Regions from separate parts of the Homo sapiens genome. Here region 2 is linked to region 1. The links are chromatin loops, found by intact Hi-C in ENCODE. Cell type or tissue: HepG2. All regions are shown on one strand. Each heading gives the region's core, and the rest is flanking DNA. Links, peaks and the distances in the headings are about the cores only.

Region 1 (8,379 bases), core at 2,065-4,564:
CTTGCTTCATCTTCTCACCAACACTATTTATTGTTAGATTTAATTTTTGCCAGTCTCATGGGTGGGGTAACATGGTATTATGTTATGGTTTTAATTTGCATTTCCTTAATTACTAATGAGGTAGAATATTTTAATAGGTTAATTGGCTATTCTGCTTTCCTCTACTATGAAATGCCTATTCAAGGTTTTGCCCATTTTCTATTGACTCTTAGAAAAAGATATATAAAAGTTATGTGTATATCCTGGGTACTGACCTTTTGTCAGTTACATCAACTGTAAATGTCTTTTCCCAGTTTGTGCCTGTGTTTTCATTCTCTTTGCTGTATTTTGGTAAATAAAAATTCTTAATAGAGTTGAATTTATGAATCTTTTCCTTTATGGTTTGTCCTTTTTTCTCTTATTTAAGAAATTCTCTCCTACTTCAAGTCATTAAGACATTTTTCTATATCATTGCTAACAATTTCATAATTTTGTCTTTCACATTTAAATCTTAATGTACCTACAAGGGGTGCAGTGGCTCACGTCTGTAATACCATCACTTCAGGAGGCTGAGGCAGGTGGATCACTTGAGGTCAGGAGTTTGAGACCAGCCTGGCCAACATGGTGAAACCCCATCTCTACTAAAAATACAAAAGTTAGCCAGGCGTGGTGGCAGGTGCCTGTAATTCCAGCTACTCGGGAGGCTGAGGCAGGAGAATCGCTTGAACCCAGGAGGCAGAGGTTACAGTGAGCTGAGAGTGCGCCACTTCACTCTAGCCTGGGCAACAGAACAAGACTCAGTCTCAAAAAATGTTTTTTAATTAAAAAAATAAATCAATGCACCTAGAATTCATTTTTATCACATGGATGGATAGTCAACTTCCTTGGCATCATTTATTCAAACATCTACTCTTTCTCCACTGATTTGCTTTAAGTTTCCATATATGCAAAGATCTATTTCTTACTCTCTATTCTATTCCATTAATCTATTTGTCTATCTTTGAACACGTAGCTTTATAAATCCTAATACCCAGGATTCCAGTATAGCAAGCCTCCCAACCTGTATTTCTTCAAAAATGGCTTGTCCATTCTTGATATTTTGCATTTACATATGAATTTTAAAATTAGCTCTTAGGGCTTAAATACACAATTGAGACTTTGATCAGAATTGCATTGAATTTCATGCTCCTGTGACACTAGCATGAGTCCTTCCCCCAGTTCTACAATTAAGACTCCTAACAATTCATTTATCCAGCCAAAAAAATACTTACAAGAGCCTAGGATATGGCAAAAATTATAGTGAACAACATGGATACAACGGTGCAGAAAACAGAATTAGTCCCTGCATTTGTCAAGGCTTCAGAGAAGTGGAAGTTGTGGGAGAGGGACAGAGGGAAGAATAGTAGTGTACTAATTATTTTTCCATTTGTTTTCATTCCATTTTTCATTTGTAAGGTAGGTTAATCATTTTGAAGTCCCCTAGCTTACCTAACCTTTTACTTTGTGTACTAGTCAGGGGTCTCCAGAGAAACAGAACCAACAAGATGTGATAGAGAGAAAGGGAGGGTTATTTTAAGAAATTGGCTCATGTGATTATGGAGGCTTAGTGAGTCCAAAATTGGATGAGATAGACTAGCAGGCTGGAGACTTAGGTAAGAATTGCAATTAGAGACCAAAGGCAGTCTGCTGGCAGAGTTCCTTCTTGCTCAATCAGTCTTTGTTCTATTAGAGCCTTCAACTGATTGGATGAGGCCCACCCCCATTATGGAGGGCAATTTGCTTAACTCAAACTCCACCAATTTAAATGTTAATCTTATTGAAAAACACCCTCACAGAAACATCTAGAATAATATTTGACCAAATATCTGGGCTTTGTGGCCCAGCCAAATTGACACATAAATTTAACCATCTTTTTTTTTTTTTTTTTTAGACAAAGTCTTGCTCTGTTCCTAGCCTGGAGAGCAGTAGCACACTCATGACTCACTGCAGCCTTGACCTCCCAGGCTCAAGCAATCCTCCCTCCTCAGTCTCCCTAGTAGCTGGGACTACAGACATGCACCACCATGCCTGGCTAATTTTTGTATTTTTTGTAGAGACAGGGTTTCACTATGTTGCCGAGGCTGGTCTTGAACTCCTGAGCTCAAGGGATCCACCTGCCTTGGCTTCCCAAAGTGCTGGGATTACAGGCATGAGCCACTGCGCCTGGCCAAACTATCACATGTTTTATCCTTTCCTCTTTCCTATGTCCTTGAATCCACTTTTCTTTCTTGTACAAAAGGAGAACTTGAGTAGGAGGAGGGAAAAAGGGATAAAAGGAGTATGTGTCAAGGACAACCCATCTGACTCCTTCTTTTTCTTCAGGTTTAAGCTGTGAAGAAGGGTTCAACTCTTCAGCCTACCTGACTGACGCTGAAGCCCCTGCAAGTAGCATTGTGTTCATATTCGCCTCCCTCAAAAGCTCCTAGTACATGCATAGTTTATGCTGCCAACCTTGCTATAACTAAAGAAAACAAATCTTATAAAGTAGAGTGTTTCTTAGGAGATGATAAATATAAAGTTGTTTGGAGTTTTTGTTTGCTTATTTCAAATCTGAAAGGGCCCACATAGATTTTCTATACTAAAAGAAATTTAGTTTTCAACCTGGAATAATAGAAATAATAGAAACTAATTATTTAAAGTCGTATAAAATCAGAATCTGGAAAAGAAAAATTTGTTGAACACAAAACAAGAGGGCTCTTTGGGGGATATTGGGAACATATGTGTTTGTTTGTTTTTATTTTTATTTATTTAGTTATTTTTTATTTTGAGACAGAGTCTTGCTCTGTCACCCAGGCTGGAGTGCAGTGGTGCAATCTTGGCTCACTGCAACCTCCGCCTCCTGGGTTAAAGAGATTCTCCTGCCTCAGCCTCCCAAGTAGCTAGGATTACAGGCACTTGCCACCATGCCCAGCTCATTTTTGTATTTTTAGTAGAGACAGGGTTTCATCATGTTGGCCAGGCTAGTCTCAAACTCCTGACCTCAGGTGACCCACCTGTCTTGGCCTCCCAAAGTGCTGGGATTACAAGTGTGAGCCACTGCACCCAGCCTGTTTGTTTTTAATTTTTTGTAGAGACAGGGATCTCCCTATTCTTGCCCAAGTTGGTCTTGAGCTCCTGGACTCAAGTGATCCTCCTGCCTCGGCCTCTTAAAGTGCTGGGATTACAGGTGTGAGCCACTGCACTAAGACTTAAGTTTGTTTTTCTAAATCTCTCTTTCACACAAATGAAAAAAAGATATACCAAATAACAAAATGTATCCTGCTTGTAAAATAATGTAAAACAGTTTCTTCAAGATGGGCATAAAGCTCAACTTATACATAGAGAATAGCAGTCTACAGCATTATAAGATAAATGTGCAATACACAAACCAGAATTCACCTTGGCTCAATTGAACAGTCCACCATCAGAAGAGTTTACACTACCATCTAGTGGTTCATTTAGTGAAAAGACATTTGTACTCTTCAAAATGTTTCAGCTAGATAGGCAATCTAGTAGATACAAATAAACCACTTTGTCCTGAGAAAAAACAGGCTAAGATCAACAAAACAAACACTTAGATATATGGTAGACCATGGTGGACAGGCTATTGGACTAAAAGCCTCAGATGTGACTTCTAGCTCTGAGATCTACTATTCACAGCTGTGTGACTTTTGGACACGTCATTTTACCTCTCGAAGCTTGTTTCTTATTTGTTAAATGAAGTGACTGCACTAGACTGGTGTTTCTGAAGTAGTAAATTATAACATACTAGCTAAAATCAATATAATAGATCATGACCAGATTTTTTTTTAATTTAAACAGAACAAAAAAATCAGAGTACATCCCTTACTATGGGTCACAGCTAAAAGAGTTGGAAAGCCTCTATGGTTCCTATCAGCTCTAAAACTCCATGTTCCTATGAATTGTGGACATCAGTTCTGCCTCAGAGTGCTGATACAGAGTTTATAGCTGCCTAATTTATAGTTACACATAACCTAGAACTGTCTGCTCACTGACCAGGGGTGATATCTTTTATTTCTCTCCTATAACTCAAAAAGACTCCAATCAAAATAGATGGAAATATTTTCCTGGCTGTGATTATATGTTTTTTCTTTTCCTACAGAGACTACCACCAGTCTTTCTAATGCAATGTTTCTCAAATCATGGTCCAGGGACCAACTGCCTCAGATTCACTTGGGGTGCTTCTTTAAAATACATATCCTTGCCTCCCCTCTCCCACTACCAGACCTATCAAATTAGGATCTCTAAGCACACAGCCTAGTGATCTGCACTGTTTTCAAGTACCCTAGCTGATTCTTATGTACCCAAAACCTTGTGAAATTTGAGTTTGAGCTCTTGGCAGGTAATATTGTTGATCCATCTCCATCTTAACATCCTCTCTGCTATCTCTGTCCTTTCTCTACTCTTTACTTCTAAAAGAATATACTTGCACGTTGCTAGCTCAGAAGAACAGATCTCTAGTATCTAAGGGAGAATTACGCCAGCTGAAGTGCCAGTAATTTCCAGGTCTAAGATCTACAGCAGCTAATATATTATCTGAAATAAAATATGATTTTTAACACATTAAGCTATACTGAACAGACAGCAGGTAGCCATTGTTCCTTTCCACATAATCATGCTTGATACTTATAAACAAAGCCCAAATACTTTTTCTCCCAAATTTCTTAATACTTTTGAGTATTTGTGGTCTTTATCCTTGCTACTCAAAGTGTAGTCCATATACCAGCAGCAGCAGCATTGCCTGGGAGATTGTTAGAAATAGACTCTCAAATTCTACCCCAGAATTGGAATCATCTGCATTTCAACAAAATTCTCACAGGTGAGTTGTATGTACTTTAAACTTTAAGAAGCACTGCTCTATAAATAGTGGGCATGAAATAGTCAATCAGTAAATGCAAAGCAGCTGCAGCCAGGATTTCTTTCTTTTTCTTAAAAAAAAAAAAAAGAAAGAAAAAGCCTGTTGTCCAGGCTGGAATGGAGTGGTGCAATCCTGGCTCACTGCAATCTTGACCTCCCAAGTTCAAGCAATCCTCCCTCAGCCTTCCAAAGTGCTGGGAGTACAGGTGTGAGCCACTACGCCTACTCAATAGTCTTTTAAAACCTGGAATCTGTTCTCTTTCTTTTCAAGAAAGTAAGGGCCCTAACACCCCTTCTGCCTATGTAGGAAAGCTAAGAGCAAACCACAGGAGGGGAAGTCAAGAGGGGGAGGGAGAAGACCACAAATCTCCATATAGTTGTTGAAGGTTCTGAATTAAATGAAGTGATTGCAGGTGGAGATACAGAAATGGTTGTTATCACTATGAAGTCCCTGATATAAGAAAACAAGCAAGTCAACCCTAAAATAAACAGAGACATAAAAAGACCAACTTAAATCTGGTAGCATGCTAAAACAAGACTATAGTAATGCTTCTCTAACTTGGCAATTGCAGCAAAGATTCCATTAGCTACCTACAGTCACCAAGGCAGATATTATTGTTTCCTGAATGTTCACCTGTTACATAACTTCTGTCACTGATGTCACAGTATTTCAGGGAAACTAAGTCTGTTTGGGGGAAACTGCCTGGACAGAAATAACACAATTTTAAGATTTGAGGCCTAAGGGGTTGATGTTTTTGGTGCTAATGGAAATTGAAAATAAAACTGTTCGAAACCATCCTGGCCAACATGGCAAAACCCCATCTGTACTAAAAATACAAAATTAGCCTGGCTGGTGGCGCATGCCTGTAATCCCAGCTACTTGGGAAGCTGAGGCAGGAGAATCACTTGAACCTGGGAGGCGGAGGTTGCAGTGAGCCAAAATCGTGCCATTGCACTCCTTCCTGGGCAACAAGAGCGAAACTCTGTCTAAAAAAAAAAGATAAAACCGTAATTGTAATATCCTTGACATTAGAGGTAACTTCTTTCTTAAATGAGGATGAATAGAGAAACCAAATATCAATATCAATAAATGCCCAGTAAGATCAAATATTCCATCTGGCTCTTGGAACAAAGGAATCTCCTTCCTGTTATTGGGGGGTATCTCTCCTATGCTGACATCTCCTGCCCTGCTTAAACTAGTCTGCAGGTCTGTATCCACTTTCAGCTCTCTCTCTGGCTTGAATTTGAATTAACCTCTTTGCGAGCAGCCTAAATCTCTGTTTAACACATTCATATGTATCATGTATTCTATCAATTACATCTTCTTAAAGAAGCCTTTTCCAGAGTCTTCTGAAATGCTCCAATCTGAACTAGTTGCCTTCGATGCCTTAGTGCATTACCCTCATCCTAGAGTCTACATCATTAATCCTGGGAATTCCTTTGGTCCCATCTGTATCACCCATTTCATGTACCCTAAGTCTTCCTCTTCCTTGTTTTGGTGGAGCATATCCTCCAGTAACTTTCTGAGTATGAAAAGGTCTACATGGTAGGTAAACTATGAAATTTTGCATGTCTTAAGATGTCTTTATTCTGCCTTCACTTTTGATTGATAATTTGGCTGGGTACAAAATTCTAGGTTAAATTTTAAAGGCATTGCTCCATTGCCTCCTAGATTCTACTACTGCTTTTGAAAAATCTGAGGCCATTCTGATTCCTAGCCTGTTGTATTTGACCTTTTTAAAAAAGAAAACCTCTCTTTTTCTCTAGGAATTTATAGAATCTTCTCTTTGTCTCCTGAGTTCTGAAATTTCACAGTGATGTACCTTACAAACTTAGGTTGAAATGGATTCTTTTAGTTCCAGGGAATTTTCTTGAATTATTACACTGACAGTTTTCTCAGCTCTATTTTCCCAGTTGTTTTTGGAACCTCAAGTGTTAGACCTCCTAGAATGCCTTAATTTTTTTTCTTTTCACTCTTATATTTCATTTCCTTTACTTTTTGCTCTATCATCAGAGATGTCTTCAACTTTATTGCCTAATCCTTCCATTGAGTTTATTGCTTTTGTGATCACATGTTTAGTTTCCAAGACCTCCTTTTTATTCTGTAAATATTCTTTTATAGTGTTCTCTTTTTTCATTATTATATCTTCCCTCATGTCTCTAAGAATATTAATGATAATTTAAAATTGTTATTCTTCTCCCTACATTGTCTTTATCTTTTCCAAATTATTTTTTATGTTTGTATGTTTTGTTTTCTTTCTTTTGTATATAAAGCCTTCCTCAAATGTCTGATAATCTTTGGTTGCCTTCTCATATTTAACAGTGAGGGGCTAAAAAGCTAATTGGAAGCTCTGAGTATCTGAGTAACACTTCCCACTGTGAGCTCTGTCATTAGATATTCTACAGGGCCCTTCTAGTTGGGAACTTCCAATATCAGTAGGTGATATGCCAAAAGCTGTTTGGTAGCTAACCTGTCAGCCACTCTGCCTTCTATCTTTGCTAATAGAACACTGACTTTTTTAGATAATTTGTCCAATACAAAGTATGCAATAGTCCCAAGGAAGCAGAAGCAGCTAAACAGTGTATAATACAGCATCCAAAGGGCACAGCAAAGCTTTGCCATAGATTGGGGAAGCATCAATGCTAAAGGAATGCAATCCAGGAATGGATAGCAGAGCTGAGATGACAGGTGTAACTAAAGCCACATAGGTAGCTATATCATGACTCTAGGCTATGTCTGTCCACTTGCAGCAATACTACAGGAAGTGACTGGGGAAGAGGGGAATCAAAGGAAATAGGAGGCACCAAAAAATATCAGAGGTACAGATACTGGGGAGGAAAACTGAGGCCAAAGGCTACTCTACACATAAAGCCAAGATTGAGGGATGGAAGGGAAACCTGCAACTCAGAGATTACCTATGCAGCCTGAGCTCTTTTTGGAAAGCATGCATCAGGTTGCTGGTGTTACTGATTGGACTGCCACCATCTTCAGGACTGCCTCAGGAATTGGTGAAGGCTCGAGTCTGTAGATGGGAATCATCATCTGTAGAAAGTTGGGAAAGACATTGAGCAGAGGAAATAAGACAGTGACAGACAACATGTAGAGCTTGCTAGAAAGGGAAAATAATTCATATAAGGGCAACATAGTTGAAGCAAAAGGGAAAAGACTGATAATTACTTATACACACCATTATGGCCATACCTACTATAAAATATAAAAATACTTCCTTACTAGTTGGCACATAGCAGCTCTACTAAGTCCTCAAAGTGTCCTCCTTTCCTTACCCTGCCACCTCTTAGTCCCTCCTGAGATGGTCTAGCATAGAAGGCCTCTTGGACCCTGCTTCAGCCACTGTCCATTCTGGTTGCTAATGCTCATGCATCATCAGTTATTCCATATTTTGCTATGTTCCTGAGAGGCTTAACCTACATTGTGGCTATATGTGTGCCTGTCTGAGTCATTCGATTGCATGCAAATGAACAAATTCACAAATATTTTTGCAT
Region 2 (8,379 bases), core at 2,417-4,916, 180 kb before region 1:
TTGAGACCAGCCTGGGCAACATAGCAAGACCCTATCTCTACAAAAATTAAAACAATTAGCCAGGCATGGTGGTATGCACCTGTAGTCCCAGCCACTCTGGAGGATGAGGTGGGAGGATCTCTTGAGCCCAGGATTTGACACTGAGCTATGATCACACCACCACACTCCAGCCTGGGTGACAGGGCAAGACCCTATCTCTAAAAAAATTTTTAAAAATTTAAAATAAAGAATTAGTGTAATTTTTAAGGTGTGATAATGGAGTTTTTCTCTTTCAAAAAAGAGAGTCCTTATCTTTTATGGAAACATAATAAATTATTGACAGATAATTTGAGACAATGTCTGGGATTTGCTTCAAATGATCCGGAGAGGTGGTGGGAGTGGGTGGGTAGAAAGTGGACTAAACAAGACTGGCTCATGTGGCTGTTAGGCTGGCCATGACCTCTCATGTCCCACTTCGCCTCGAGGCCCTGACTCTCCCCACCTCCTGGCTACACCTTGCATCCTTTCAACTTCAGCTCCTGCTGGTAACTACCTCAGTTACTAATTCAGAAGTAGCAGGAACTTGGAGCCAGATGTCCCATCTCTTCTATAATTACATCTGACAGCTCAGGTTACTCTCTGCAGCACAGAAATAATACTCTCCATGCATCTGACAGGCTTAATTTAGCTAGATGTCATTCAAACTTTTCTCATGGGCAGAAACCTGTTCTCAAAATAAAATCATACATAAAATGTCTGTATATGAACATATGAAAGTTGAGCCACTTTCACGGACACTGCTCAGCCCTCTCCAGACCTGTGCCTCTGCCTCAGTACTCAAGGGTTCTGCAAAAGAGAATGTGAAAACCACACATCTGTGTGCTAGTTCATGTCCAAGAAAGTGCATGTTCTAAGACCAGCTGGGAGGGATGATAGATGTGGGGCTATACCAAAGAAGCGCTCCTCCTTGGAGCGTGGCTGGACTGAGCATGATGAGAAATGAGGCAGGAGAAGATACAGTCAAGGGTCTGTAATCTGACTTTGGGCACAGCTTCTGCGCCAGTCTATGGTCATGTTTTTCCTCCAGATCTGCTATTGTGGAGCCAGCCTTGGGCAACTTCATCCTCACTGTGAGACCTGCCCTACTCTTGCCCACTATGGTAGTTTGCCCATCCTACCTTGATATGCAAAGGCATTTTGCATTCAGGCTGCCCCTACTCACAGTCACTTTCATTTTTCCCTGTACATGAGGATTTATTTTGTCACTGATTTACCAATGAGTCCAACCCCAGCATATGTCATGCTTTACAGAAAGTCTATGAGTTTTCTTATTTCTAAGAACTGGATAAATATTGGTCAGGTTCAGGATAGCTTACCATGTATAGGAGAATCATTTATTTGGGAACTTCTGATTTAGTAAGTGCTAAGCTACCTGGAACGATTCATGATTTCCTTCTATTAGAAGTATACCTGGGATGTGCCTCCTAAGGCCCAAGATTCTTTGTCAAAAAATAGCTGAAGAAGAATGCTATAGATATGGATCTTAAGGGCTGAACTTTCTGGATTCTTACTAGTATATTATGTTAATGCACATTCACAATTTTTCTCTTTGTCAACTTTAACATATATTCATCAGCTAACAAATTTAGCTGTAGTACTCGTGAGGTCAAAAACTTGAGGCTTCTTATTAGTAGTTGTAATTGTGGTTGTTGCTTTTTAAAAGACTTTATTTTTAAAGTTTTAGATTTACAGGAAATGTTACTGTTTTAACCTACACATGGTCCTTGTGTTAATGGCACAGGATCCTTTTTTGTTGTTGCCGTTATGGATGTAACTAAATATTCAATCCATTCAAGCCTAAGAATATCGATTTCTCTAAGACTTTAAAAACATCTTTTTTGTTTTTAACGCCCCTTTTATTTACCCTTCTTGGCTTCCTTAACAGTAAGAAGCCAGAGAAGCTAAATTGTCTGCCTGATTGCTTAAAGCAGTGCTTGCCAAACTTCACTGAATAGCACACATAGCAAATTACAACATTTGTACAGCCAGCTTGGATAACCAGGAGAGGCATCTCCAATCTAAACTGACCTGGGGATTCTGGTTCAAGAAGAGCCTGAGGGGATCATATGTCCTTATATCTATAACTCTTCCACACCACACGTGGTGGAAAGCCCAAGAGGACTAGGATGGTGGATGGAACAGGAAACAGTTCATGGTGACAGGTGGTCCAAACACACCATGCTACATGCTCTAGGGCAGCAGATGCTAGTATTTGAGAGTACTGACTTTGTTAGTCATATCTGAGTTTCTATCTGGGCTTTATCTTGTTGTCATTCATTCATTTATTCATTCATGGAATGTGACAAAGGATACCAGCAATAGAGTGAAAAGACAACCCAAAGAAAATAAAGTATTTCCAAATCATATCTAAGAGATTAATACCCAAAATATAAAAATAAGGTTTAACAAAAACAAACAACTGAATTAAAAAATGGGTAATGACTCGAATAAACATTTCTCCAAAGAAAATACACAAATGGCCAATGAGTATATGGAAAGATGCTCAACATCACTAATCATTAGGGGTATGATTAGCAAATCCAAACCACTTCATACTGGTTAGGATGGCTATTACCAGAGAAATGAAAAATCAAGTGTTGGCAAGGATGTGGAGAAATGGGAATCCTGGTGTATTGCTAGTGGGAATGTAAAGTGGTGCAGTCACTGTGGAAAACAGCAATGTCAGTTCCTCAAAAAGTTCAACATAGAGGCTGGGCGCAGTGGCTCACACCTGTAAATCCAACACTTTGGGAGGCCAAGGCAGGCAGATCACAAGGTCAAGAGTTTGAGACCATCCTGGCCAACATGGTGAAACCCCGTCTCTACTAAAATACAAAAAAATCAGCCAGGCGTGGTGGAGCATGCCTGTAGTTCCAGCTACTCAGGAGGCTGAGGCAGGGGAATCGCTTGAACCTGGGAGGCAGAGGTTGCAGTGAACCGAGATCGTGCCACTGCACTCCAGCCTGGTGACAGAGCAAGACTCGGTCTCAAAAAAAAAAAGTTCAACATAGAAATACCACATGATCCAGCAATTTTACTTCTAGATACACATGTGAAATATTGAACATAGGGACTCAGATACTTTCACACCCATGTTAATAGCACATTATTCACAATAGCCGAAAGGTAGAAACAACCCAAATGTTCATCAACAGATGAATGGATAAACAAAATATGGTGTAGATATACAATGGAATGTCATTCAGCCTTAAATAGGAATGACTTTCTGGATGTATACTATAAGATGAATGAAACTTGAAAACATTATGCTAAGTGAAATAAGCCAAACACAAAAGGACAAATATTTTATGATTCCACTTATATGAGTGTGTTAGTCCATGTGCATTTCTATAAAAGAATACCGGAGACTGGGTAATTTATAAAGAAAAGAGGTTTGGTTGGCTCACTGTTCTGCAGGCTGTAAAGGAAGCATGGCACTGGCATCTTCTCAGCTTCTAGTGAGGGCCTCAGACAGCTTACAATCATGGCAGAAGGTGAAGGGGGAACCAGTGCATCAGACAGCAACAGAGGGAGCAAAAGAGCATGGGAGGAGGTGCCAGGCTCTTGAAACAACCATCTCTCATGTGAACAAATAGAACAAGAACTCACTCATTAACATGTGGAGGGCACCAAGCCATTCCTGAAAGATCTACTACCCCCATGACCCAAACATCTCGCACCAGATCCCATCTCCAACATCGGGGATCACATTTCCATATGAGATTTGGGTGGGACAAATCTCCAAACCATATCAATGAGGTACCTGGAATAGTTAAATTTGCAGAGACAGAGGGTATAACAGAGGTTTCAGGGGCTGGGAGAAGGGGAAAATGGGGAGTTATTATTTAATGGGATAATGAAAAAGTTCTTTGTGATGACTGAAAGCTCTGGAAATGGGTAGTGATGATAATTGCACAACACTGTAAATGCATTTAATGATGGTAGATTTCATGTTCTGTAAAAAAGTTTTTTTAAAGATGAAATAAACATCTTCAGATATATGAAAGCTTTGAGAATTTATTAGGCACTATGCTTGAAGCTTTATTTGTACTGTTTTACTTAATTCTAATAGTTCTATAAAGAAGATATAAGCTCTATTGTATAGTTGAGGAAACAAAGACTTGAAAGACAGACTTGCCTAAGGTCAAAGACCTAGTAAGCGGGTAAACAGTGATTTAAACCTAGGCCCCCATATTTCTAAAACCCATGGCTTTTCCACTATATTATTTTTTTAAATTAGGTTGTAAACTCCTAAAGGCTATGATTACTATACTTTCTCTGGTTTTATAATATCCCTCCCTTGACTTCTAATCACATCCAATAGCACATAGCACTCTTGACTGAAAATGTTAAGACAATTTATTATTCCTACTGGAAATTCCAAATACTCAGACACTTTTAAGTAGGTAAATTACATATAATTCACCATTTTATATCCAAAATTTGATTATTTCTCCTTTTAAATCTTTTTATTTCAAAATATAAAACTGTTTTTATCAAAAATAAAATATGCGTTGATTTTTAAAATATTTTAAAAGTCCAGCCAAGTAAAAATGTCCTCATAATCTTATGTCCCAGAGATAATCCTCCAAACCATCATGTGAAAATTTGATCATTTTAACTTCATGCCAACTTATATAGTTTTGCAAATTAAAAAATAATAATTATAATTCCTGTTTCAGTCCCTCTGGTTGAAATTAGCAACCACTACTGAAACAAAAAATTTAAAAGTCACACATTCAAAGTTTACAAAGCTAAGTATAAAAGAAATATAAGTAAACTTTTAAGTTTTTAGCATTTATAACTCTGAGATAAATCTTAAAAGTTCACTAAGATTTTTGACATACCTGTATTTCTAAGTCAGTACATAAAATTTTACCTTATATTTTTAACTACCAGATACCTTATTTTGAATAGCTGTGTCACAGTTCAAGGTCTCAGGGAGACCTCGCTTTGGTTTCCATCTTTATGAATCGAAATATTTCTCTCCTTATTTTTCCTTTAATCAGGAGAAGGGGGTTTGGTAAGCTGAGACATCTCCTTTGAGGATGCAAGGGTCTGTGGAAGGGTGGAAAAGCAGAGAGGAAAAGGCCTCCCAAGACACAAGACCCACACATTCCTGCTCACATGATCTTGCTTTCACTTCTGGATTGGGTTGCAGGTGCTGCTCAGCTAATACACCACACAGGCTGCAGGGAGGCAGAGCTGGCAGCGGAGACCTATTGGATCAGGGAATCACCCTCCCTAGCTACTCCCGCCTTAGAAAGAGCTTCAGTGGTCCAGGATGCTTTTGCCAAGCTAGAAGCCTATGCTTTGTCAACAGATTCTTAAAGCACAAAATCTGGTTTAAAAGCTTCTCACTTCAGACTTAGTTAGGTGACTCCTACAATATAACCCAGTAACTACGCAAGCTTCACTTGGTCAACAGGTCAAAACTAAAACTTACAAACTGAGCATCAATAACGGTAATAATTGTTGTGGATTGAAACATATTAAATATGTTTATAACTTTGAGTTCATAATGATGCCATCACTTCTTGGCCTTTTGGCTAAGATCATATAATGATGGAAAAAAAAACAACAACCCTAATTGTTGACCTGTGGAAGATGCTAAGGAACCAACTATTTATTTTGAAAAGTAGTAGTAAGTAAACTGCAAGGCTCAAACATTTATCCTGAGTTTACAATACAAACTGTACTATTGGATAGCTAAATACCAGATGAGAAGACGTGTCTTTTGATATAATATGCAAAAAAGTAAATAAAGAAGAAATGATAGAATTGGAATACCATTTTGCAATATCTAATGAATTAAGGATATAAACATTGAGCTCCAGGGCTGCTGATAATGCAAACCAGACAGTATGTGCCTCTTGGCGAACAGCCCAACATCAACTTTGAAGCACTCTTCATTCTAAAAAATCAAACTTCATTCTGATTATCCTTTAGATCCAACTACTGATGTGTTGAAAGTATAGAGGACAGAGATGCACATTTGGGTGATAAAGCTATAAATAAAAATAAGGAAGCAATTCCCCAAAAGGTTAGGACCGTGATTACTCTTAGTGAGGTGCAGGGGCCTGTATTTGGGAGGGGCCTCATAGAGAACTTCTGGGATGGCTGGTAAGGTTCTATCTCCTTTCATGGGTGCTGGTTAAAAGAATGTTTGCCCTCTAATGATTCATTAAGTGGCACATTTGTTTTATGCCTTTTTCTGTGTATGTGTTATTTTTAACAATAAAACACTTCTAAAACTAAGTTAAGTCTGAAGACAATTTTGGCAGATTTAGGTTTGCAGTGATATATAGGGAGCAGAGTCAAGAATCAGTTCCAAGAGAGCAGGGTGGACAGAGGCATCATGTTCCAAGGGTTCTTCCAGAAAGCAAAGGGAAGCCCCAGCTGCCTGCTGGGAAATAACAGCCATGAGCTGTAGCTCAGGCTCTGGGGACCAGAGGAGAATGGAGGAATTCTGGGAACTGTTGGCTAGAGGGAAATTGGTAGAGAAGGTGCCTAGACTCATAAAATGTTAAGAAGGACAATATGATATGGCTTTGGATTCCATCAAAACCTATTCCTGCTGTGAAAAAAGTTTGGCAGGCTGGGTGCAGTGGCTCACACCTGTAATCAGGAGTTCGAGATCAGCCTGGCCAACATGGCAAAACCCCACCTCTACTAAAAATACAAAAATTAGCTGGGCATGGTGGTACGTGCCTTAAATCTCAGCTACTCGGGAGGCTGAGGCAGGAGAATCACTTGAACCTGGGAGGCGGAGGTGGCAGTGAGCAGAGATCGCGCCACTGCACTCCAGCCTGGGTGACAGAGTGAGACTCCATCGAAACAAACAAACAAACAAACAAACAAACAAACATGGTTTGGCAGTGCCTCAAAAACTTAAACATAGAATCACCGCATTCTCTAGCAATTCTCCTAAATAAATGTACTTAAACAAATCAATGCACATACATGTTCAAAGCAGCACTATTCACAGTAGCCAAAAGGTAAAAGCAACCCAAATGTTCATCAAAGGATGAAAGGATAAACAAATTGTGATATACATGTAACTATAAATATTATTTGGTCATGTAAAGAAATGAAGTAGTAATACTTGCTACAACATGGCTGAACTTTGAAAACATCATAGTAAATGAAAGAAACCAGATACAAAGGGTCACATGTTGTATGATTCCATTTATATGAAATATCCAGAATAGGTAAAATCTATAGAGACAGAAGGCAGATTGGTGGTTGTCAGGGGATAGGGGAATGAAAAATAACTGTTTAATGAGTATGAAGTTTCCTTTTGGGGTGGTGTTTTGGGGCTAGATAGAGGTGGTGGTTGCACAACAATGTGAATATACTTAATATCACCAAACTATAAGCTTAAGAAGACTATAATAGTTATCTTCATGTTATGTGTATTTGAACACATTTACTACAATTAGAAAAATCTTAAGTTTAACAACCTAACATCACAACTAAAAGAACTAGAAAACCAAAAGCGAACAAATCACAATGCTAGCAGAAGACAAGAAATAACCCAAATCAGAGCTGAACTGAGGGAGCTAGAGAAACAAAAAAACCATTCAAAAGACAAACAAGTCCAGAAGCTGGTTTTTTGAAAAAATTAATAAAATAGATAGACCATTAGCTAGACTAGTAAAGAAGAAAAGAGAAGATTCAAATAAACACAATCAGAAACAACAAGGGGGATATACCACTGACCCCACAGAAATACAAACAGCCATCAGAGAATATTATGACTAACTCTATGCACATAAACTAGAAAATCTAGAAGAAATGGATAAATTCCTGGACACATACCCCCTCCCAACACTGAACCAGGAAGAAACTGAATCCATGAACAGACCAATAAAGAGTTCTGAAATTAAAGCAGTAATAAACAGCCTACTAACAACAACAACAAAAAAAGCCCAGGACCAGGACCAGACAGGTTCACAGCTGAATTCTACCAGATGTACAAAAAAGAATTTTTATCATTCCTAATGAAACCATTCAAAATTTGAGGTGGAGGGGGGCTCCTCCATAACTCATTCTATGAGGTCAGCATCATCCTGATACCAAAATCTGGCAGAGATACAACAAAAAAAGAAAACTTCAGGCCAATATCCTTGATGAAGATCCATGCAAAAATCCTCAACAAAATACTAACACACTGAATCCAGCAGCATATCAAAAAGCTTATCCACCATAATCAAGTAGGCTTTATCCCAGGGATGTAAGGTTGGTTCAACATATCTAAATCAATAAATGTGATTCATCACATAAACAGAACTAAAGACGAAAACCTCCAGGATTATCTCCATCAATGCAGAAAAGGCT

What was found. A loop is a pair of places that touch in the nucleus more often than their neighbours do. Peaks named below come from ENCODE experiments on the same cell type or tissue, not always from the same donor. Only the 100,000 strongest peaks of a DNase experiment are listed, where the experiment ranks them.
Region 2: a loop joins it to region 1, with 5 times the contacts of the local background. A loop is called at or near these places in 2 of 110 quality-filtered maps.

The regions. Positions count from the first base shown.
Region 1 is chr9:6,302,713-6,311,091 of GRCh38, forward strand. All of the region lies in intron 1 of LOC107987046 (a long non-coding RNA gene), which reads right to left. Among named protein-coding and RNA genes, the nearest start is that of TPD52L3, 21 kb to the right of the region's middle. In HepG2, for the core only: a CTCF peak has its summit at 3,433 (motif pointing left); a DNase peak (open chromatin) is centred at 3,419.
Region 2 is chr9:6,123,012-6,131,390 of GRCh38, forward strand. No RefSeq gene overlaps it. Among named protein-coding and RNA genes, the nearest start is that of IL33, 89 kb to the right of the region's middle. In HepG2, for the core only: a CTCF peak has its summit at 3,572; no DNase peak of the experiment used is centred there.